Linked DNA regions of Homo sapiens: all the other regions are linked to region 1. Evidence: read pairs that join two places in POLR2A ChIA-PET (ENCODE). Cell type or tissue: PC-9. All regions are shown on one strand.

The links. ChIA-PET counts read pairs that join two places held together with the same protein. Peaks named below come from ENCODE experiments on the same cell type or tissue, not always from the same donor. Only the 100,000 strongest peaks of a DNase experiment are listed, where the experiment ranks them.
Region 2: POLR2A ChIA-PET joins it to region 1 with 6 read pairs; 9 of 35 experiments call an interaction of 5 or more read pairs at or near these places.
Region 3: POLR2A ChIA-PET joins it to region 1 with 8 read pairs; 10 of 35 experiments call an interaction of 5 or more read pairs at or near these places.

The regions. Positions count from the first base shown.
Region 1 is chr16:4,384,000-4,391,999 of GRCh38, reverse strand. It overlaps CORO7-PAM16 (CORO7-PAM16 readthrough), which reads left to right. Exons shown (of 31, transcript NM_001201479.2): 8 at 3,369-3,455; 9 at 3,932-4,014. CORO7 (coronin 7) reads left to right here. Exons shown (of 28, transcript NM_024535.5): 8 at 3,369-3,455; 9 at 3,932-4,014. Among named protein-coding and RNA genes, the nearest start is that of VASN, 16 kb to the right of the region's middle. RefSeq lists enhancers at 231-784, 785-1,336, 7,732-8,000. In PC-9, no CTCF peak of the experiment used is centred here; a DNase peak (open chromatin) is centred at 3,579.
Region 2 is chr16:4,331,738-4,339,737 of GRCh38, reverse strand. GLIS2 (GLIS family zinc finger 2) reads right to left here. Exons shown (of 7, transcript NM_032575.3): 2 at 7,286-7,523; 3 at 6,219-6,391; 4 at 4,761-4,937; 5 at 4,545-4,678; 6 at 4,345-4,463; 7 at 143-3,013. The coding sequence starts at 7,457. The coding sequence ends at 2,214. Among named protein-coding and RNA genes, the nearest start is that of GLIS2-AS1, 7.4 kb to the right of the region's middle. RefSeq lists an enhancer at 1-196. In PC-9, no CTCF peak of the experiment used is centred here; no DNase peak of the experiment used is centred here.
Region 3 is chr16:4,460,955-4,468,954 of GRCh38, reverse strand. It overlaps NMRAL1 (NmrA like redox sensor 1), which reads left to right. Exons shown (of 6, transcript NM_020677.6): 4 at 2,553-2,802; 5 at 5,105-5,295; 6 at 6,996-7,261. The coding sequence ends at 7,175. Among named protein-coding and RNA genes, the nearest start is that of NMRAL1, 9.7 kb to the left of the region's middle. RefSeq lists an enhancer at 2,424-2,925. In PC-9, no CTCF peak of the experiment used is centred here; a DNase peak (open chromatin) is centred at 4,504; H3K27ac peaks cover 3,023 bases.

The sequences.
Region 1 (8,000 bases):
GCTCCTGGAACCATCCTGCCCTGCACAGGAAGTGTCGCCATGGTGATGAAGGGGCGGGCACGCGCCTCCCCTCCTGCACCCCCTGCGGGGCTGACACTGCTCCTGCCCTGCCACAGCCCCTCCTATTCTCAGAGCTAGGTGGTGGGGGCCCTCTTGGGGCTGCAGGGTAGCAGGATGCCTGGGTCCCAGCTGCAGCCCCTGTTCTTGCCCCCTATGCAGGAGAATGAGGAGCTGGGGAGACGGCTCTTCTCTGAGGCTTGCTGAGGCTGGCAAACGGGTCTCGCTCTGTCGCCCAGGCGGGAGTGCAGTGGCGCCAACACGGCTCACTGTAGCTTTGACCTCCTGGGCTCAAGCAATCCTCCTGCGTCAGCCTCCCTGGTAGCTGGGACTACAGGCACGCACCACCACGTCAAGCTAGTTGGGTTGTTTGTTTGTTTGTTTTTTGAGATAGAGTCTTGCTCTGTCACCCAGGCTGGAGCACAGGGGCACAGTCTCGGCTCACTGCGAGCTCCACCTCCCAGGTTCAAGCGATTCTCCCGCCTCAGCCTCCCGAGTAGCTGGGATTACAGGCGCCTGCCACCATGCCCAGCTAATTTTTGTATTTTTGGTAGAGATGGGGTTTCACCATGTTGGCCAGGCTGGTCTTGAACTCCTGACCTCAGGTGATCCACCCGCCTCGGCCTCCCAAAATGCCAAGATTACAGGTGTGAGCCACTGTGCCGGCCTAGTGTTTGTTTTTTTAAGAGAGAAGTTTTCAGTTTGTGGCCCAGGCTGCTCTGGAACTCCTGGGCTCAAGCCGTCCTCCCACCACAGCCTCCCAAAGTGTTGGGATTACGGCAGGTACCATTGCGCCCAGCCCACCTCTCATTTTTGATACTGGTGATCACTCCATTGATGAGGAGTTACAGGGTAAGGGGTGGGCCACTGACCCCCTCCCTCACCTGGGGGCTTCCTGTGGTCTCTGGGCAAACTGAGCTGGGTGTACCCACATTGGGGAGTGGCTGGGCACGGACAAAGCTCTTACCTGGACCTCTGAAGGCTGGGCTGAATGCTCCAGGGAGCAAGAGCTGGCCCAGGATGTTTGCTGGAAGCAGAGCGTTTCTGGGGCAGCTGTGGTCCTGGGCGGCTCCTCCTCCCTTCCCTGCTGCCTCCTAGCTGCGACTTTGTGCAAGCCTCATCACCACTCTGAGCCTCACGTCCATCTTGTGCAGGTGGAGGAGACAGCTGGGGCCAAGCCACTTTGCACCATGGCTTCGTCTCTCTGTGCCTTTAGGCTTCCCACATGTGAATTAGGAAGGTGGGAGCTACAGGCCAAGGGCGTCCCACCCCTAGCCTTAGCCTGTGCCCCTAGGTGAAAAGTGCTCAGTGGCAGCCCCTGGGGGACCCTGCAGGCTTGGCCCAGCCTCCGCCTCCCTCGTCCCCACCTGCTGGCTGAGCGGGTCTCTCTGCTTCCAGTTTCCAACTCTTTGCAGATGCCAGTTCCCATACCTGGCTCACGCCTATCAACCCTCCCAGCCTAGCAGGAATGACGCTAGGTCTTCCCTCACTTACAGTCTGGCGGTACCCTGCTATCAGCTGTGAGACATGCACACTTGACACGTGTCAGACACAATCCTGAGCCTTCTACAAGTGTTCCCTCTTACTCCTTGTGGCCGTCTTCAAAAGTAGGTCCTTCAGCACCATAGGAAAGGTTAAAAAAAAAAAGTAAATTCTGTTACAGTGCTTTTTACAGACATGGAAACTGAGGCACAGAGCTAGTGACTGACCCACCAAGGGAGGTGGCCAGGCTGGGGCTCTCCTGGGTCCACCTCCAGAGCTTCCTCCCCTAACACCGTGCGGCTCCCCCATGGCATGCATAGTCACAGGGAATGACACACTGATTTCTCTTTGGCCTACATCTACCTCCCCGATGTGTTTATTCCACGGGCACAGGGACTTTCCCCATTTTATTCACCATGTCATCTCGAATAGTGTGTGGCTCAAATACCCATATGACGAGAGAACAGATGAGTGAGGGGCACTGCTTCCCCCCAGCACCTGCCCTCTATCTGAGAACCATCCGGCCCCACTGCCAGCTCCTAGCACAGTTCTGGCCCCTGGGAGGCCTTGTGTGTTTCTTGAATGAATGAGTGACTTTTGGACAAGCTAAGAGCCACCTGGTGGGCTGCACACACGCAGATATTTGCACAACAAACACCAACGAGAGGGCAGGAGCCTGAATGACACTGTGACCCTCTCCGGGTGTTGAGGGCAGGGCTGGCCAATGGCTCGACCCTTGTCCTGACCCGATATCCCCTCTTACGTGGAGAGAGGGCAGTGGGGCCTTGGTTCTCAGGCTCCAGCCCCAACTTCCTGTGCCGGCCACAGCCTGGTGGGAAGGGAACAGTGAGAAAAGCCCCTCGAAGGACGGGACCTGGAGCCGTTTCCGATGGTCTCCCACGCTGGAGTCAGCCTCCACGGGCTGGGGAGGGGGCCCCAGGCCAGCTCCTCGCAGGCTGCTTCCCTCCCTCATTCATTCCCAAGGAGATCGTGGGAAGTTCGGAGGAAGCTGGCCATGGTTTGGGGTGAGCTATTTTTGGTAACAGGGTCCTTCGTCTCAGGCTCCAGGGGCCAGGGTGACTGGGAGGAGCTGTTTGCATTTCCTCTGGCCCCCTCAGCTCCCCACTGCCAGGGCCCAGGAGGACAGGGCCCCACCCACCATGTGAGCTTCCCTCTCCTCCCAGGGGCCGGGAGCCTTCCTGCTGGCAGCTCCAGCACCTCGGGAGGGCCAGGAGAGGCACTACTTGGCGCTCTCTGGACGTTGCCCAGAGGTGGGTCCCAGGCCCTGCCTCTTGCCTGGGGCAGCCACAGTGATCCTCGAAATCCCCCAGTTTACACGGTGCTTTGCCACAAGCCCTGCCCTTCCACATGGTGACAGCCCTGGGAAGCGGGTGGCACCGCATCGTGAGCCCCTTACACAAGCGAGAGAAATGAGGCATTGACAGAGTGTGACATCCCCAGGATCACACAGCTCTTAGGGGCAAGAAAGTGCCAGTGCCTTTAGCCCCTGGCGCAGCAGGGAAGGGGCCTGGAGCTGGGGAGTGAGGCAGCCCTCTCCTTGGTAGGAGGGACACTCGGGAGGAGCAGCCAGGTTGGCCTCTGGGTGCAGAGCTGCCCTCAACTGGGGCGGAGGCGGGGCTGATCCCCGGGGTGCTTCGGAGACCACCCTTGGTCCCAGTGGGGACGTGGAGAAGGACCCAGCCCTTCCCACCCTCTGTGAGGCTTTCAGGCAGGTGGGCAGCAGAAGTTCCCCAGCTCAGGCCCATTCCAGGGGGCCCCGCCCACCAGCAGGGCCCTGGGGGCTCAGGTCCACCTCTTGCCTCCTGCAGAGCACGCAGGCCCATGAGAACAGCAGGGATAGCCGGCTGGCATGGATGGGCACCTGGGAGCACCTTGTGTCTACTGGATTCAACCAGGTAGGGGGTTCCTCCTGGAGGAGCAGGGCACGGCCAGGTGGGGACATGTCCAGCCCTTTGGGCGGGGACGAAACCAATGGGAGGCGGGGGACTGAGGGCCAGTTCCAGGCCTGTCCATATACGGCCTGGCTGTGCTGCCGGGTCTCAGAGCCTCAGGGGACTGACGGCTGCTGAAAACTGGCAGATTCCATTTGTAATAGCTCAGCCTGACCCCAGGAGCCATAGTGGCCCTACAGGGACCCGAGAACACAGAGGGAACCGCCCCTCATCCTTTGTCACCTAAGGGTTCTTAAAGGGGCAGAACATGAAAACCCAGATTCTCTTTCCCTGGGGTGACTCCCACCCCCACTCCAAGCCCTGCTCTGGGGCAGGTGCCCCGTGTCAGGCTGCACCCTCAGGCGCTGGTTTCCCTGGGAGCCCCCCGGGTGGGGCTGAGGGACAGGCCCCTCTGAGCCCCTCTCTCGCCCTCCCTGCAGATGCGTGAGCGCGAAGTGAAGCTGTGGGACACGCGGTTCTTCTCCAGCGCCCTGGCCTCCCTCACCTTGGACACCTCGCTTGGGTAGGAGCTGCGGCACGCAGGTGGGCTGGGGGGCTGATGACCCAAGGCGCCGCAGGTGAGGGCACCTGATCCGGCCTGTCAGTGAGGCGGGCTGATCTCCGGGGTGTTCTGGGGTACCTGATCTGGGCTGCAAGGCCTTGCAACAGACACCTGGCCCTGTACCCCCGGAGCTTCCAGATGTCACGAGCAGCAGGTGCTCAGGTGCCCCTCTGGCCCCTGGTAGCAGAGTGGGCCCTTGGTCACCAGAGGTTTCATGGCTGGGGGTTGACACAGGTATGCTTGGCATTCAGGGAGAGGGTGTGATCCAGAAGTGCAAGAATACGCTTCATTTTTCTGTGGATGTTCTGGCAGGGCTGAGGCCCAGGGAGGCTCCAGGCTATGATAGGAGGGTGGACGTGGGCATTGTTGGACAGCCTGGCAGGGTGGGGGTGGGGGTGGAGGTGGAGGTGGAGGTGGAGGTGGGCCTTGGCTTATGCGGCCCACTGAGGTTTATGCGGCCTACTCCACACCAGCCACATGGCTGTCCTGTTCTATCCTGAGGTATGTCCCCAGGTGGGGCTGGTGCCCAGGCAGCCTGGGGGGCTCCAGGTGCACCTCATCCTTCCATCTGCCCCCAGAAGTGTGTGGAGAGGGCTTTTGGCAGTGCCTGGCGGGGTCCTGGCCAGGCACAGTCAGCTGTGTGCCGAGATGGCCTTGGCCCACTGCGGCTCAGGAGCCAGACACCAGGAGGCCCAGGGCAAGCATTTATGAGTGACTCATCTGTTCAGACCACCCACAACACAGCTGGGGAGACTGAGGCTGGGGGGGGTGTTCAGAGACGTAGCCAGGCAGGGCCGGGGTGGAGAGACAGGGACTCCATCCGCCTTCTGAAACTTCAACCGTGACTTATAAGGGCCTTGCTGGAATCTTCACAGGCAGGGGGATCCGAGAATGTCAGAGCCAGGAAAGGGGTGGTACTTGGCAAGCTTATTCATTCTTCCATTGCATAACTGAGGAAACTGAGTCACAGGCAACAGTGACCTGTCCAGGCTCTGGGAGCAGCAAGGGTATGTGTCTGGGGGTAAGGAAGGCTGCGGGATCTTCCGGGGAGTCCCCAGAAGAGCTCCCACCTGAGTACCAGCGAGAGCTCCTGCCAAGGGCTTCCCCGGGCTGAGAGCCGCCCAGAGGAGGGGTAGGGGTCAGGGTGACAGTGACGCCCTTTCCCACCCTGTCACACCCAGGGAGGGGCTGAGAAGCTGGCAAGGCCCATTTTACAGATGAGGGAGGCAAAGGTGAGCAAGATTCGGCACCTTCCCTGAAGCCATATGGAGGGTAAGAGGCAGAGTCAGGGCTGCCCTCAGCCTCCTGCCTGCTCTGGGCATTGGAGATTCAGGGAGGAGTCAGTGGGACCCGCCCCGCCTTGAGGAGTCGGAGCTCCCGGGCCTTCAGACTCCACGTCTAGGATCTGGCCCCATGTCCCCCATCCCAGGCCCGGAGCTGCCTGGCATCTTGTCTTCTAGACCTTTCTAGGTCAGACAGCCCCTTCCCTGCAGGGCCCCCAGTGGAGGCATTTGTGTGAAGGGACCTGGCACCAGTCACTTCCACCCACCACTTCCTGCCTTCCAGGCTCTGCCCCCAGTGACAGGGTCCCCATCCCCTGAAAGCGTCTCCTGCCCGGCCCCAGTGTGGCCTCTGGAGGAGTTAATGATGCCCAGACCTCACGGTGCCACTGGCCAAGGCTGACCCTGTAATTACCACAGTTAAGAATAGCCTCGAAGGACCAGTGAGGACTGGAATTTCTCAAATCACTCCCAGATGGGTGGCCAGGCTAGGGTCCTCTCCCCTCTGCCCCCGAGCCCTGGCCCCTGCTCTGCCAGCCCCCATGAAGCTGGTGGATGCCAAGGATGTGTGCCAGCCCCCCAGCTGTTCTGAGAGGTGGCAGGTCCCCTGCACCCCCAGGCGTCCTGGAAGCTGGAGCCCCCCACTAACTCCCTGGGGTGCCGGGGCCTCTGAGCAAATCTAGGCTGAGCATGGAAAGTCTGGAGTGTCATCTGTGGGCACGGCTAATGGGGAGGTTGGCAACTGCATCCACTCCACCACCCTCGAGTTCTTCTGTTTTACAGATTTTCCATCTTGGCTTGGGCAGAACAGTGTGTGCCCTTATGAGAGCTAGAGGAGGCCAGGGTTCGTGCACACACCCCGTCCCCTCCTCATCCTCACCCAGGGGCCTCCGCTGTGGTCCCACCTATGCCCTTCCCCTGACATTTGTGGAGTATCTAAGGGGAAGCCAGCCACAGTGAGAGGAGCAGGGGCTGGGAGCCAGGCCAGCCTCGAACACCAAGGTCCTGTCTGTGCTCAGGCAGCCTCCACGGAGGGCTGCCCAGCACTTTGTGTGCTTGGTACCATGCTTGGCGCAGGGTGGAGGTGGGGGGATAACGAGAGGGACTGGCAGCCTGCACTGAAGGAACAGCTCATGCTTTGGTCTTGGAGATGCAGAGATACACCTGTCTTGGGTGCCACGCTTCTGGGTGTGAATTGAGCGGGGATGAGTGTGTGAATGCCTGTGAGGGGGCTGGGTGAACTGTATCACCCCCTACCCCCATAGAAGTAGGGTGTATTGCTTCTGTAGCTCACAGTGGCCCTAAGCCCTCCCGCGTGGCCGGCAGCCCCACCCGTGGCTGGGGAGCAGGTGCTGGGGTCCTGTCTCCACTTACTGTGAGCATGTTGTCTTCCCTCCCTGTGGCCACTCCTTTTCAATAGACGAGGTCGCCGGGCATGAAACAAGAGCATGTGTCACCCACATGGCCCAGGGCCTGCTGCAGTCAGCACCTGGTGATGGGGGCTCGCACACCCCCACGTCTGCCCCTGGTCCCTGGCCTAGAGTCGGGGGGCTTGTCCCGGGTCGAGGCTGCATCTCAGCTTGGTCGCCCCCTGGCTGGGTTCTCCCCTTCCCCGAAGCCCTGATCTGATGGCACACTCCAGACACTGTTCCAGGGAAGGCTTCCTTTTTTTGGGCCCTGCCACCCCCCCGCCACTGCCCCCTGCCACCATCCCACTCGGCCAGGTTTGCTTTGCAGTGAAAACATTTCTTCAGCAGCCGCCGTGTTCAGCAGCAGCCTCAGGCCCACAAAGGCCCCTTTGACGATGCAGCCACGGGCCGGGGGAGGCAGGCCTGGCCGCAGCCACTCCCCTAATGGGACCCAGGCCTACAGGAAATCCACCTGGGCTGCCGCCGCTGCCTCAGGAAGAAGGGGCCCCACCCAGGCCCACTGCCACCACCCACTGCCCGCCATGACCCACGGCCCGCCTCCTCCCTCCTCGTGCCAGAGCCCTCAGCAGCCGCTAATTGAATCCAGAGCCTCGCGTGGCTGGGCCTGACTCGGCACTGACATCAACACCCGCGCCACGGGGCCTGCTCCCTGGGTCTGGCTGGGCTGACTCTGTCCCACCAGGGGTGAGCCTGAGTGCTGGGGGCCGGGGCCATGACCTGTGGGACAGTGGCATGGGGTCTGCAGGAGGCTCACTCCAGCATGTTCTGGGTGCCCCTGCAGCGGCAGCCCAGTGGGTCCCCTCCCCTCCATCCCACTGAGGGTAACAGGAAAAGGTGCTGTGTGTCCATCACTGTCCCCAAGCCCCCTGCACCCAGTCCAGGCCACAGCTGCACTCAGCATCACTGCCCCCACCTCAGCATGCAGCCTTCCTGGAAAATGCTCCCACTTCTAGGGTTTCCAGAAAGCCTGGGCACATCCCTAATGCAGGGGCTGAGGGGGCATCCCAAGGCCACCAATCCTGGCACCGTCTGCAAGCCAACCTGGGCCCTTTGTTCCTGTCCCCCAGCTTGTCCTGCTCACTGGGGCTCGGCCCCTTTCTCCCCACCCATGGGGTCCCTGCCTTTGATGATTCACACTTCCCCTCCCACCAGAGCCCTCGCTGTAGCCAGGGGCAGGAGGCAGGGAGCAGGATTTCCTGCTGCGCCCATGGTGGGCAGTGGAGTGGCATGGGGCTGG
Region 2 (8,000 bases), 52 kb after region 1:
GTTCCTGCTCTAAGCGGCAGATTGAGAGGGAGGGGCACCTGCAGGGTCGGGGAGAAAGCCCGGATCAGGCCTGCAGGGGCTCAGGGCAGTGGTGGCCTCATGTCAGGGCCGGGTTCCTGGCACATCCACGACATACAAGCCATCTTTGCAACTCACTTTTATTGTTTCTTTATAAACTTCCTCTCCCATGGAGGAATATATTGTTATAGTCATTAGCTTATCTCTTTTTTTAAAACTCTATGCTAACAGCAATGGAGCCAAGAGGAGGAAAACATAAGCTACGATAGAAAGGCACTTAGAACCTGTTAAAATACTGACGTCCTGGAATGTGCAACAACACACCAATGACAACCACAAAAAGTACACCGGCCCTGCCGAGCCTGGTCCGTCACCGAGTCGCATGCTGAGCTCGTCGGCCTTCCAGTGCCCTGTTCCTCCGCTCTGCTCAAGTCGCAAACCCATGACCCCGCCAGGGACTTAAGGCCTGGGGCCCTCACAGGGGTGGGGGGTGCTCAGGGCCTGGGTGGGGCCCGAAGAAAGGAGACCAGCTCCCTCCTACCTTGCTCATAGCCCCTTCGAGGGGCAGAGCCAGTGTGGCTGGGCCCTGTCAGGGCTGGAGTCCAAAGCCCAGTGGCAAGGTGGGCCGGGTCAGGGTGACCCCTCTGGGACAGAAGGGCAGTCCGGGAGAGGGTGGGGTCAGCAGAGCTGCCAGAGGACCTGCAGGGCCACTAAGGACCCCAAGGCTGTCCGGGCAGCTGCCTCGTTTTACAGATGGGGAGGTGGAAGGGCCTGGCCACTCAGAGGCCTGGTGACAGGGCAGGCCTAGAAGCCAGAACTCCCAGCTGCCAGGTGGGAGAGGGAGCAGGGAGAGGCCCCAGATGGGGGGTGCATGGCTGCGTCCATCCCTCAGGGCGTCCTGGGATGGGACTGGGGCACAAGGCCCTCCAGCACCACCCTTAAGTGGTTCTGGCCCCTGCCAGGGTCCCTCTGAGTGGCACAGAACCTGGGGGGGCCCACTGGGTGTTAGGGGTGGGGAAGTGCCTCTGAGAAAGCGGCCCAGCAGGGAAAAGCCAGAGGAAGCAACGTGTCATGGGTCCAGCACCCTCCTCCAGCCACTGCTTCCCTCAAGGCCTTCAGTCCACAGCCTCCAGAAAGCTCCCAACACAGCACTGACTGGGAGCCCCCTCCCCTGCATGCTGTCACTTGGAGCCCCCAGACCAGGAGCTGTGTCCCAGCCTGTGGTCGGTCGTCCCCAGCCAGCCTCCCCCTTCCTGTTACAGGACCAAGGACCCAAAGGCCTCTGCAGGGGGCGCTGCCCAGGCCAGGCCCAGCGGGGGTAGAAGGAGGAAGACGGGGCGCTGGGCCTGGCCCCACATGCTCCCTGAGCCAGGGCCCAGGTCACTCAGTATCTTGGCACCACAGCTGGCCTGGCACCTCCCCTTGCCAGCTCAGGGGCCCTCGGACCTGCTTCCCACGCTCCCAGGGTGCCCCAAAAGGTAGAGGGAGGAGACCCTGGGGTGCAGGGGTGGAGTGGCCAGCTATCCCGTCTGGTACTGCAGGCCTGGCCTGGGGTGAGGACGGCGGCTGCAGAGCGGGCCTCCTCCTAACTAGTGGGAGGCGCCTTGTCCTGGGGGGCATGCTTCTACCTGGGGCTTTGCAGGGGCCTGCATCTGTCTTGCTTTCCCTCTGGAGGCAGGGTCAGAGGGAAAGGGGTCCAAGGAGCCCCCAGGGCAGGGGCTGGGTAAGCCTAGGAGGGAAGGGCAGGCCTCTGGTCCCTGGGGGCTCCTCTCAGGAAGGGGGAGCCTGGTGCTAGCAGGGAGGGCAGATGCCACCCCACCCACCCCCTCTGCTGGGAGAGGGCAACTTGCCATGGGTGGTCACTAGGTGAGGGAGGTGCCAGGGTGGGAGAGGGAAACGGGAGGAGGTCGGGCAGGGGAAAGCCTCTCAGAAGCTGAGGGCCAGGTGGTGGGGGACAGACAGGAGCGAGGCTTCAGCACCCAGGAGCACAGCTCTCCCTGCATGACAGGCCAGGTCCCCACCCGGGGGCTGGGAGGCCAGCCATGAATGACCTAGCACCATCCTTGCTCCCGGCGGGCTGGGCTGGGGCTGCCCGGGCAGTAGGACATTATTGCTATTTCACAGAAGAGTTTCCGTTCGTCGGGGGCAGTGCCGGGAGCTGCCGGGGGGGCACCACAACTGTCCGCAGGATGGGCTCAGTTCACCACAGCCGGTTTGAGCAGCACCGAGCCCGGCGGGATGACCACCCAGCCAGGGGCCAACGCCTCTGGGCTGCTGGCAGCTGAGTTGACGCCCGTGGACAGGTCCAGCACGGTGCCTGGCAGCAGGGGGAGTCCATCGGGGCTTGGCCGGGAGCAGCTGCTCTCCGTCCTTTCAAGGGGCGTCTTGTGGCCCTCCATGCCCAGGGCCCTGGTGGGCACCGACCCACGCCCCTTCTCCCCCTCGGCCTTGCCACCAGCTGCGCCAGCAAGGAGGGAGACCACAGGCAAGCCCAGTCCGCCAGCCCCAAAGGGCGAGGGCAGCAGCGGGTTCTTGGCCAGATTGAGAGGCAGGACGGGGCCTGGCAGCCCAGGGCCCATGCCCCCCCCACCCCCACTGCCCCCACCGTTGCCACAGGCCAGGGCACTGAGGTCAAGGGGGCCGGGGGCCAGGGGTAGGGGTAAGCCGGGCAGGCCAGGGCCTCCAAAGAGGGCAGCTGGGTTGGGGATGATGATCTGGGCCCCACTGACATAGGGGCCGCCGTCGGGGGCGGGCAGTGGCGGCTTGGGGGGTGGGCGCAGCTGCAGGAGCTCTTGCTGCTCGTGGGACACAAAGTGGCCATGGGCCTTGATGTGCTTGCGCAGTGAGCTGGGGTCCGTGTAGCGCTTGTGGCAGCCGGGCATCTTGCAGTAGTAGGGCTTGTCCACATAGTGGGTGCGCGTGTGCTTAAAGCGGTCACTGGAGTTGGAATAGCGCTTGTTGCAGCCCTCGTAGGGGCAGACGTAGGGCTTCTCACCTGCAGGGTGGTGCAGTGCAGTGCCGCCATGAGGGGTCTCTCCCCTTCCTGGGTCTCACCCCATGCACTCAACATTTCCCCGGGCCAAGCACTCCCTGGGAACATAGATGCCCCAATTCTGGGGGCAGGGGGCATCCCCAGCACATGGCATGAGATCTGCCCCCAGGCAGGGCACAGAGGCTGAAAACTCAGCCTGGTTGACTCCAGCTCTGCCTAGCCTCGCCCTGCACCCTCTGCTACAGAGGATGTGCCTTTCAGCAGCAGAACATGGCCTTGGAGGCCGGGCCCGGTGGCTCACGCCTGTAATTTCAGCACTTTGGGAGGCCAAGGCAGGCAGATCACTTGAGGCCAGGAGTTCCAGACCAGCAGGGCCAACATGGTGAGACCCCGTCTCTACTAAAACTACGAAAACTAGCTGGGTGTGGTGGCAGGTGCCTGTAATCCCAGCTACCTCAGAGGCTGAGGCAGGAGAATCACTTGAACCTGGGAGGCAGAGGTTGCAGTGGGCCAAGATCATGCCACTGCACTCCAGCCTGGGTGACAGAGTGAGTCTGTCTCAAGAAAAAAAAGACACCATGGCCTTGGAGATCACATCCTGGCACGAGGCGCCCAGCGTGGGCCTGGCCACAGGGAGTGCTGCCTGGGCGCTACTGCCCTCACTCAACAAATGGCTGAAGGTTCACCAGGCATCTTCTGCTGCCCTGGCCAGAGCAGGGGGCCACATGTAGTGACTGACCTCCTGATACATGGCTCTCCACCTGGAGATGTGCTGCCAGGGTGAAATAAACACCAGGAAAAAACATACACATCAGCTCCTTGAGGCTTTGTCATGAAATGAAGAACTTCAATATCTCACTGATTTGTCTTTAATAATGAATTGATAACACGTTGGATGTACCGGGGTCAACGAACCATATTACAATTAATTTCACCCATTTATTTTTGCTGTGTTTTATGCAGCGATTAGGAAATGTAAAATTATGTCTGTGGCTCTGACAACCAGAGCTGTCCTGGTATGGGCCTGGGCTGTAGTGAGGAGTGAAGCCGACCTGGCCTCTGCGATCACAGAGGTGGCATTAGTCAGAAGATACCCACGGGAACCAGGAAATGGCATTGGTGCTCCAAGAGCAGGTGCTGGGTGGGGGTCTGACCCCCAGGGGATGCTTCCCCTAGCAAACTGCATTGGAAAAGGGACCCCTGGGCGATGACATCAACCCTTATCTCTGAGGCCCGGGATTTACTTAACAGTCCCCTCCCCCTGGGGACCTGCCCAGCCGGTCTCAGCTGAGCGCCCCCTTCATGGGCCAAGCCGCCCGGCCCCGGCCTCTTACCTGTGTGCGACCGGTTGTGGATCTTCAGGTTCTCCAGGCGGGAGAAGCTCTTGCTGCAGGTCGGACAGCGGTGTGGCTTCTCGTTGGTGTGTGTGCGGATGTGGATGAGCATCTTGTACCTGCTCCAGGGAGGGCGGGGGGCACGGCTCAGCTCACTGGAGACCCCAGTCCTCCCTCTACCCCTCTCTCCCCCACCTCACCTGGCGTTGAAACCTCGGCCATGGCGGGCGCAGCCCTCCCAGTGGCAGCAGTACCCCGCATCCTTCTCGGGCTTGACATGGTAATCGTTGACATGGTCCACCAGGTCTTGCAGGAGCTCAAAGAGCTGGTTACACTGCGGAGGATGGGAAGTGTTCTGAGCCCATGCGGGGTGACCTGCCCCAGACTCCACACTACTCTTGCTGGCCCCCACTCACCTTGGCCCAGCGACACACCAGCTGCTTGGGCAGGGGCAGGTCTGGCGAGAGGCACTTGTCCTTGGGAGGGGTAAGGAAGGAGGAGGCAGGCAGGTGCAGGGCCCCCCCGGAGCCGAGGGGCAGGAAGAACTGGAAGGAGCTGGGGACACCATCCAAATAGCGCAGTGGCTGGAAGTCCTGGGGTGCGAGGGGAGGGCTAGTCAAGGTCCTGCTGGCCCAGAGCCCCCCGTCCCATCGGTAGTGGACTGAATGGTGTCCCCAAACAGAGACATTCAGGTCCTCTTCTCCCCAGCCCCTACCTGTGCATGTGGCCTTATTTGGAACTAGGATCTTTGCAGATGTAATCAAGTTAACATGAGGTCACACTAGATTAGGGTGGGCCCAACACCCAGTGACTGGTGTGTTTTAAATTTTTATTTTCTTAATTAAAAAAAATATATAGCCAGGTGCGGTGGCTCACGCCTGTAATCTCAGCACTTTGGGAGGCTGAGGTGGGCGGATCACTTGACGTCAGGAGTTCAAGATCAGCCTGGCCAATATGGTGAAACCCCATGTCTGCTAAAAATACAAAAATTAGCCAGGCGTGATGGCACATGCCTGTAATCTCAGCTATTTGGGAGGCTGAGGCAGGAGAATTGCTTGAACCTGGGAGGCAGAGGTTGCAGTGAGCCGAGATCATGCCACTGCACTCCAGCCTGGGTGACAGAGCTAGACCCTGTTTAAAAAAAAAAAAAAAAAAGGCCGGGCACAGTGGCTCACGCCTGTAATCCCAGCACTTTGGGAGGCCGAGATGGGCGGATCAGTTGAGGTCAGGAGTTCAAGACCAGCCTGACCAACATGGAGAAACCCTGTCTCTACTAAAAATACAAAAGTAGCCAGGTGTGATGGTGTGTACCTGTAGTCCCAGCTTGGGAGGCTGAGGCAGGAGAATCGCTTGAACCCGGGAGGCGGAGGTTGCAGTGAGCTGAGATCCGGGCCACTGGCCTCCAGCCTGGGCAATGAAGCAAGACTCTGTCTCAAAAAAATAAATAGAGATGGGGTCTTGCTATGTTGCCCAGGCTAGTTTTGAACTCCTGGGCTCAAGCGATCTTCCCACTTTAGCCTCCTAAAGTGCTGGGGTTACAGGTGTGAGCCACCGTGCCCGGCCATGACTGGTGTCTTTATAAGAGAAACCAGAGAGAGATTCGGACACAGAGGGACAAAGACCGTGTGAAGACAGGGCAGAGCCTGGAGTGAAGCAGCTACCAGGCTAGAGTGCCAGGCATTTCCAGAAGCTGCCAGAAGGCAGGAGAGAGGCAGGGAAGGTTCTCCCCTAGAGCCTTCCAGGTAGACTCCAGCCTCCAGAATTATGAGGGGTAACACATCTGTTTTTTAAACCACTCAGTGTTGGGGTACTTTGTCATGGCAACCCCAGGAAACCAGTCCACCCCTCTCTCCGGAACTCTCACCCCTCCTTACCGAGGCACTGGGCACTGGAGGCAGGTCCCCGTTGCCCTGGCGCTCGGGGGACAGCGAGCTGCTGCCATTGGGGGAGTCCAGCCCAGATGGTGGTGACAGGCTGAGGTCCACGAGAGGGGCTGCTGAAAAGCGTCCCTCCACCTTCTCGGGGAACTTGGAGTTCAGCAGGAAGCCTGAGGGAGAGGCACAGTTCAGGGTGTGCTGGAGTGTAGAGTCCCAGTGGGCCAGGTACTCCTGCCTCCGAACCCCCACTGTGACCTTGGGAGCAGACACCAGCCATGCCCCCAGACCACACGAATGTGAGGAGCAGCCTGTGGAGCTGACAGGTGTGTGACACCACCCACCACCTCTGAGCTTTACCAGCCGCCAGAGCTTGGCCCCCGTGAGCCGGGGAGGGGGGAAGTGCCCGCTTTGCAGACGGGAATGGTCTGGCACGCAGGGTTAATAACAGAACAGGACTCGAACCCAGGGCCCCTGGGTCCCTGTCAGACGGGCAGGTAGGAACCTTTCTAGCTTTTCCCAGGCCCCTTCCTGCCTCAGTGTTCCCTTCTGTAAAGTGGCAGGTTCGGGCTGGGCTGCTCCCATAGCCTTCCCCTTCAGACAAGCGGTGAATCTGGTTTTCGGGTGACTCTGCTCTTGGAGGCAGGGCAGAAGTGGTGCCCACCACCCTGGGCCCAAGCACCGGGAATCCCTGAGAGGCACCTCCTGGGCTCAGACCCAGCCTCTACTGCCCAGGTTGGCCAGCGGCACCACCCCACAGCCTAGGGTGCAGGTCCTGGGACTACTGCCGCTCCTTCTGAATGCCTGGTTGCCCGACCAGCTCTGTTCCAGATCTGCCTAGAGGCCTCAGTTTGCATCGTGTGCCAGCCACGTGAGCTGGGCACTGCAGCTCCCACCTCCCTGCAGACATACGATGCTGGGCGGATGGAAGGACAAGCGTGCGGGCTTCCCATGAACCGGAAGCCGAGAGGGGCTGCAGCTACATGCTGGTGGACACACTTGGCCATTCTCCCTGTCACCATGACTGGATCAGGGCTAAGTCCCCCTGCCCTGCCCAGGGCCAGTACCTGAGGGCGGGGAGCCTGGAGAGCCAGGTGTGGGGCTGTCATCCACCAGGCCCAGCTCCCTGTGCAGAGCACGGGGCCGGACCACACCCAGCGTCCTCTCCCGCTTCTCTCTTGCCGCCCGGAGCTTGGTGATACTCAGCTTCAGGTCGAGCGGCTCGTCCAGGGAGTGCATGGTGAGGGGGCCGGAGTTGGAGGTGGCAGCAGGCAGTGGGCTCCCAGCTGGTCTTCACGCAGGAACCTGGGGAAGGACAGGAGCTGTGCTGTGGCACTGAGACCCCAGGCTTCTCCTCGGGCTGTACTCATGACAGTCTAACAGGAGCAGGAGCAGGGGGCAGTGTGAGGTTGTCTCCTGGGTAGGGAGACCCTCCGAGCGACCTGGCCGGCAGCTATCATGGGGGGAGAGCCAACAGCCTCCTCAGAGATTCCGCATCTGCTTCCCATGAGTCTCTTGGGGAAGACAAAGCTCACATTCTTCATTTTGCCATGAAACTGAATTTTATTTGCTGACAGAGTCTCGCTCTGTCACTCAGGCTGGAGTGCAAGTGGCACAATCATAGCTCACTGCAGCCTCGACCTCCTAGGCTCAAGCGATCCTCCCACCTCAGCCTCCCTGGTAGCTGGGACTACAGGCAGGCACCGCTCCTGGCTAATTAAAAAAAAAAATTTTCTTTTTTGTAGAGATCGGGTCTCTCCATGTTGCCCAAACTGATCTCGA
Region 3 (8,000 bases), 77 kb before region 1:
TTTTTTTAAAAAGTAATTTCCACTTTTATTTTAGATTCAGGGGTACATGCACAGGTTTGTTACATTGGTATATTGAGTGATGCTGAGGTCTGGGGTGTGACTGGACCTGTCACCCAGGTAGTGGGCACAGTACCCAGTAGGTAGGTTTTCAACCCTTGCCTCCCTCCCTCCCGTGGTTCCCAGTGTCTGTTGTTGCCTTCATGTCCACGTGTACCCATCCAAACTTGTTATTAGCCTTGACCCTTTCTTCAATTATGGTCTTACCTAGAAGCCCATTATATAGAGCAGACAAAGACAACTTCTCTGATTAACGCAGATCTTTTTTTTTTTTTTTTTTTTGAGACTGAGTCTTGCTCTGTCGCCCAGGCCGGAGTGCAGTGGGGTGATCTCGGCTCACTGCAACCTCTGCCTCCCAGATTCAAGCAATTCTTCTGCCTCAGCCTCCCGAGTAGCTGGGATTATAGGTGTGTACCAGCACACCCAACTAATTTTTGTATTTTTAGTAGAGGCGGGGTTTCACCATGTTGGCCAGGCTGGTCTTGAACTCCTGACCTCAGGTGATCCGCCCACCTCGGCCTCCCAAAGTGCTGGGATTACAGGCGTAAGCCACATGCCCGGCCCTGAGCTGATCTTATTTCTTTCTTTATTTTTTGAGGCCGAGTTTCGCTTTTGTTGCCCAGGCTGGCATGCAATGGCGCAATCTTGGCTCACCGCAACCTCCGCCTCCTGGGTTCAAGTTATTCTCCTGCCCCAGCCTCCCGAATAGCTGAGATTACATGCATGCGTCACCATGCCCTGGTAATTTTTTTGTATTTTTAGTACAGACGGGGTTTCTCCATGTTGGTCAAGCTGGTCTCTAACTCCCGGCCTCAGGCGATCCGCCTGCCTCGGCCTCCCAAAGTGCTGGGACTGCGGGCATGAGCCACTGCGCCCAGCCCAGCAGATCTTATTTCTAATCCTGATGATTCCCTGTGGGCTTCCTGGTACTGTCACGAAAAAGGACCACAATCCACGTGGCTTAAAACCATAGAAATCAGCTGGGCACAGTGGCTCATGCTTGTAATCCCCACACTTTGGGAGGCCGAGGCGGGCAGATCACTTGAAGTCAGGAGTTTGAGACCATCCTGGCCAACACAGTGAAACCCTGTCTCTACTAAAAATACAAAAATTAGCTGGGCATGGTGGTGGGCGCCTGTAATCCCAGCTACTCAGGAGGCTGAGGCAGGAGAATTGCTTGAACCCAAGAGGCGGAGGTTGCAGTGAGCCAAGATTGTGCCACTGCACTCCGGCCTGAGCGACAGAGCTAGACTCTGTCTCAAAAACAAAAACAAAAACCACAGAAATCGATTCTCTGATATTCTAGAAGCTAGAAGTTCAAAATCAAGGTGTCAGCAATGTCACCCTCTCTCCAGAGTCTTGGAGGCCAGGCGTGGTAGTTTATGCTTGTAATCCCAGCACTTTGGGAGGCTGAGGTGGGCAGATCACTTAAGGTCAGGAGTTCAAGACCAGCCTGGCCAACACAGCAAAACCCTGTCTCTACAAAAAATACAAAAATTAGCCAGGCATGGTGGCGGGCACCTGTAGTCCCAGCGACTCAGGAGGGTGAGGCAGGAGAATTGCTTGAATCCAGGAAGCGGAGGCTGCAGTGAGCAGAGATCACGCCACTGCACTCCTGCCTGGGTGACAGAGTGAGAGTCCATCTTAAAAAACAAAACAAAACAAGGGGTTTGAGGGAAATCCTTCTTCACTGTTTCTGGCTTCTCATGGCTCCAGGTGTTCCTGGGCTTGTGGCCACAAAGCTCCAATCTCCGCTTCCCTCTTCGCATGGCCTTCTCCAGGTGTTGTCTCTTCTCCCGTCTCTTATAAGTACCCTGGTTACTGGATTTAGCGCCTATCTAGTTAGTGCAGGATGTTCCCATCTCAAGATCCTTCACGTAATTACATCTGCCAAGACCCTTTTTCCGAATAAGGTCACATTCACAGTTTTCAGGAATGAGGATGCGGCATATCTTTTTGGAGGCCACCGTCCGAATCTCTGCGTCACCTCATGCAGTAGGTAGTGTTGTCATCTGCATTTTACCAGCGAGGTCAGGATGGTGCCATCACTTCTCTGGGGTCACACTGCTCGTACATGGCAGAGCCTGATTTGAACCTAGGCAGCTGTGGTGCCTCTGTATAGCCTCCCAGGGCTCTCCAAGGAAGATGGCTGAGCTCCATGGGCAGGGTGTTCTCACACCAGCAGAGATGGGACGTGTGCATTCTCCTTTAGACCTCCATGCAGGCCGTCCCCCTGCAGCCGACCTGCCCCCCCGTCCTATGTTGCACATGGTGGGCCAGAGTCAGTGGCTGGTAGAAGGCTTCCGGGGCTGTGTTTACGGGCGTGGTGTCATGTGTGAACATCATTCCAGGAGAGGGGGCCTCCTCAAGGGTAAGTGGGGTCTAGATGTTAACCTCGCAGATGGTGGCCGCTCCGGGATTAGAATGCTGGGGCTGTGACCAGGGACAGACATCCTTCTTCTGAGCCTTGTGATCTCTCCTTCCCTGCCCTCCAGGGGAAGCTGCTCGCTGATCTGGCCAGGCGCCTGGGCCTCCACTATGTGGTCTACAGCGGCCTGGAGAACATCAAGAAGCTGACGGCAGGGAGATTGGCCGCCGCGCACTTTGACGGCAAAGGGGAGGTGGAGGAATATTTCCGGGACATTGGCGTTCCCATGACCAGTGTGCGGCTGCCCTGCTATTTTGAGAACCTCCTCTCCCACTTCTTGCCCCAGAAAGCCCCAGACGGAAAGAGCTACTTGCTGAGTAAGTGCCCTTTCTCGCACACGGTGAGGCAGAGCTCTCACCCTGTAAAGCCGTTGGTGTAACAGACCGCGGGCCGCTGTCACGTGGTGCCAGGTTCAAGCCGTGGCTCCCTCACGTTAGGCCCAGGACTGAGCACATCCTGTCAGCTTGCGGGGCCTCAGCTTCCTGTTCTGTGAGATGGGCTCTATACCAATGTTTGCAGGGGTGGCAAGATCTGCTGAGATGGTGGTGACACGATATTCGCTTGGTCCATTGGAAGGCTTTACAGAGAGGACCTAGTGATTGTCAGTTCTCCTTCAAAGATGAGGAGGGCCGGGCGCTGTGGCTTATGCCTGTAGTCCCAGCACTTTGGGAGGCTGAGGCGGGGAGACCAGCCTGGCCAACATGGTGAAACCCCATCTCTACTAAAAATACAAAAATTAGCTGGGCGTGGTGCCACCCACCTGTACTGGCAGCTACTAGGGAGGCTGAGGCAGGGGAATCGCTTGAACCCAGGAGGTGGAGGTTGCAGTGAGCTGAGATTGTGCCACTGCACTCTAGCCTAGGCGACAAGAGCAACACTCCGTCTCAAAACAAACAAAACAAAACAAAACAAAACAAAAAAACCAAAGACGAGGAGAGGATTTGGAAAATGAAGTTCAGTTGCAGATTTCACAAACTAGGAAAGCTCTTTCTTCTCAGTGCCCATTGGGGCTATAAACAGGTTAGGTGCACTGGCCCTGGCTGGGAACAAGGCTCACCCAACCTGTGTCCTGCTGGTCACTCAGTGATCAGGGCAGGAGGGGTTGGTGCCTCTGGCTGGCCACTCCTTACCCTCTGGTTGAATGCCAGGTCACCCTCGCATAAGGGCCCAGCCCATGGGAGTCCTGCTCACCTGGCGGGCCAAGTCTGGTGGTAACAGTAGCCCTTTGGTACCACCATTTATTATAGTTTGCAAAGCTGGCCAGGCGCAGTGGCTTACGCCTGTAATCCCAGCACTTTGGGAAGCCGAGGTGGGCAGACCACCAGTTCAGGAGTTTGAGACCAGCCTGGCCAGCATGGTGTGAAACCCCATCTCTACTAAAAATACAAAAATTAGCCAGCCTGGCGTGGTGGTGCACGCCTGTAATCCCAGCTACTCGGGAGGCTGAGGCAGAAGAATCGCTTGAACCCAGGAGGCAGAGGTTGCAGTGAGCCGAGATCGTGGCACTGCACTCCAGCCTGGGTGACAGAGCAAGACCCCGTCTCAAAAAAAAAAGGCCGGGCACGGTGGCTTACGCCTGTAATCCCAGCACTTTGGGAGGCCGAGGAGGGCGGATCACGAGGTTCAGGAGATCGAGACCATCATGGCTAACTTGGTGAAACCCCTGTCTCTACTAAAAATACAAAAACTTAGCCGGGTGTGGCGGCAGGCGCCTGTAGTCCCAGCTACTCGGGAGGCTGAGGCAGGAGAATGGTGTGAACCCGGGAGGTGGAGCTTGTGGTGAGCCAAGATTGCGCCACTGCACTCCAGCCTGGGCGACAGAGCGAGACTCCATCTCAAAAAAAAAAAAAAAAAAAAACCTGCAGTCAGGGATATCTCCTGCTCCGGTCTGTGCGCTCTGTGCCCTCGAGCTCCCAGGTGATCTGAACAGGAAGCTGCACTGGCCCCTGTCTCTAGGTAAGGAGGATAGGACCCAAGCATTCCACAGGCCACACCCAGACAGTTGCCAGCCTCCCCATCTACAAAACCTCAGCCTGGAAGTTTGCGAGTCATTCATTCATTCAGGATTTATGAAGCATTTATCATGGACGTGCTGCTCTAGGCCAGCCGTTGGTGTCTGGTTAATCAGGATTCCTGGTAAGTGAGTTGGTATTTGGAGTATCTACTCAGAGGTGGACGTTCCAGCTTCCAGGAATCTAGGATATGACAGAGTACTTCAGGCTGGTGCCTCCAGATTAGCGGAGACCCTGGGCTCCAGCCACACTCTCTGTAGCAGCTTTCAGAGTCCTTTTCCTTTGTCCCTTCTCTGTCATCCTAGCGCTGAGAGAGCTGGGCAGGCCCAGGTTCTTAGCCCCATTCTAGGAATGCAGCAACCCAGGCTCAGAGAGCCTCAACAGCCTGCCCTAGGTGGCAGTACCCGGATTCCATCCCGTTTCCTGACTCAATTCCACTGCTGCCTCTGTGCTACCACAAATAGCAAGACTTGTCTTAGCTATGCCCGAGTGCTGGAGTGTGCAGCTGACTGCTGGGAAGAACCAGCTTGGACCCTTTGGAGAGGGGCTCTGTCCCTGCCCCTGTCTGCCCTCGGGACATATACCAGCTCACGTCTCTGCCCCACAGGCTTGCCCACAGGTGACGTTCCCATGGATGGCATGTCCGTGTCTGACCTGGGTCCTGTGGTGCTCAGCCTTTTGAAGATGCCAGAAAAATACGTCGGCCAGAACATCGGGCTGAGCACTTGCAGGCACACGGCCGAGGAGTACGCTGCCCTGCTCACCAAGCACACCCGCAAGGTCGTGCACGATGCCAAGGTGGGCCTCCCGCCCCAGGTGACTCAGGCATCCTTGTCAGGGCTTTCTAGCTCCCGTAGGGAGGGTGTGTCCAGGGCTGCCCACACCTCTGGGCAGTACATCTAAATTCATTCGTTCATCGTCAACGTTTATTTTCTGCTGTTCCAGGAGCTAACTGGCCACAGAGTGAAATTTCTGGCTTAGATGTTTTGACCAAATAGAGAGAAAAGCTTCCAGGAGGAGAGGGCCATAGGAGCCAAGGCAAGGAGGGGTGAAAATGCAGGCCCTGCCGGGCTCCTCTGTGGGAGGGAATTTGAAGAGAAAAGAGTCTGGAAAGATAGACCCGACCCCTCCCCTGTGGGAGGGGATTTAAAGGGAAAGAGGCTAGAAAGATAGGGCCGACCCCTGCCCCCATTGGCCTGGCTGGGTGGGCAGGAGGCCTACTGGACAGACTCTTGGGTACCTGGTTTCTAATGTTTGTCATTACCATTAGGAAAGTAAGACATACTCATTAAAGAATCTGGGAGGCTGGGTGCAGTAGCTCACGCCTGTAATCCCAGCACTTTGGGAGGCCGAGGCAGGTGGATCACCTGAGGTCAGGAGTTTGAGACCAGCCTGGCCAACAGGGTGAAACCCCATCTCTACTAAAAATAAACAAATTAGCCGGGTGTGGTGGCAGGCGCCTGTAATCCCAGCTACTTGGGAGGCTGAGGCAAGAGAATCGCTTGAACTCAGGAGGCAGAGTTTGCAGCGAGCCGAGATGCCACTGCACTCCAGACTGGGCGACAGAGCGAGACTCCAACTCCAAAAAAAAAAAAGAATCTGGGAAACACTGGAGTCCTTAAAAGACGAAAGTTGGGTCAGGCGCGGTAGCTCACACCTGTAATCCTAGCACTTTGGGAGGCTGAGGCGGGCAATTACAAGGTCAGGAAATCGAGACCATCCTGACTAACACGGTGAAACCCCGTCTCTACTAAAAATACAAAAAATTAGCCCGGCGTGGTGGGCCTAACTCCTGGGCTCAAGCGATCCTCCCACCTCCACCTCCCAAAGTGCTGGGATGACAGGTGTGAGCCACTGTGTCTGGTCAAGCTTTGGTTTTTGAGAAAGAAAGTGATGCAGGCAGGTCTCTGATTTGGAAGGGACTGAGATATTTTCGTCTCATGATCTGAAAATAATAGTCTTTTTATTTATTCATTTTTGAGACAGGGTCTCACTCTTGTTGCCCAGGCTGGAGTACAGTGGGGTGATCTCAGCTCACTGCAACCTCCACCTCCTGGTTTCAAGCGATTCTCCTGTCTCAGCCTCCTAAGTAGCTGGGATTACACGCACCTACCACCAGGCTGGCTAATTTTTGTATTTTTGAAAGAGACGGGGTTTTATCGTGTTGGCCACGCTGGTCTCGAACTCCTGGCCTCAAGAGATTTGCCTGCCTCAGCCTCCCAAAGTGCAGGGATTACGGGCATGAGCCACAGCATCTGGCCAAGAACAATCTTTAAACTGATCTACAATGTCAGGCAGCTCAGGAGAGCAGCAGTTTCTGAACTTTCGGCTCTTAGAAGTTTTCAAATGACCTTGTACGGAGGACCTGGGTCAGGGACCGAGACAATAGTGGCTCTGGGTGTAGCAGGTCGGGAGACCCCAGCCCATCCGGCCTCCCTGCCCCGCCACCTCCCGGGGCACTGGAGGACGCCGGCCACGACAGGCTCCTCTGCTTCCAGATGACTCCTGAGGACTACGAAAAGCTTGGCTTTCCCGGTGCCCGGGACCTGGCCAACATGTTCCGTTTCTATGCCCTGAGACCCGACCGTGACATCGAGCTGACCCTGAGACTCAACCCCAAGGCCCTGACGCTGGACCAGTGGCTGGAACAGCACAAAGGGGACTTCAACCTGCTGTGACCTGCCCGCCTCGCGGCCCCTTGTGGGGATCGGGGGCACCAGAGGGGCAGAGGCACCAACATCTGAATAAAGCCATTGTTCTCCCAGATGGCTTCCAGGAGAAGAGGACTCTGCTTCCAGGACTTGGGTTGGGGTGGTAGTTGTGTACCAACACAACAGTAAGTGGTTGGGGAGGGTCCGGGGCTGTACCAACACAGCAGTAAGTTGGAGCGGGGGGGGGGGGTCCAGGGCTGTACCAACACAGCAGTAAGTGAGGGGACCCGGGGTTGTACCAACACAGCAGTAAGGGGTGGCTCCAGGGCTGTACCAACACAGCAGTAAGGGAGGGTCCAAGGCTGAAGGGATCACTTGGTGACTGGGACGAGTGACCTAAACGTGTTTAGTCAGACAGGTGTGAAGTGGCCTGTTCTGACCTCAGCTAGCAGAACAGCTCTGACCAGCAGCCTCTGTTCCCACATTTGAAATTCATTCACAGACGGGGACATAGCACAGGACACAGAGGAGCCCCAGGAGCCGAGCTTCTGACACACCCCTTTCATCTCCAGAGCTAGTGAGGCCATCTGCACATGTGAACTGGAGACAGGCTCTGCAGGGAGGCGGGGGAGATATGGGCTTCTCCCTTTCTCTCCTCATCCTTGTCCTGGAAGGAGCCGGCCTTGGGGTACCATCCTGGACACAGGTGAACTTCAAACAGGTTGGAAAAAGGAAAATCGGATGTGGCAGAGCTGTGGTCCACAACGCACAGTAATTGGACACTGCTGGGAAGCAAAACTGAAGGAGAAACAACCCACCTTGCTTGCTGGGGTGGGTCACAGAGAAGAGGGT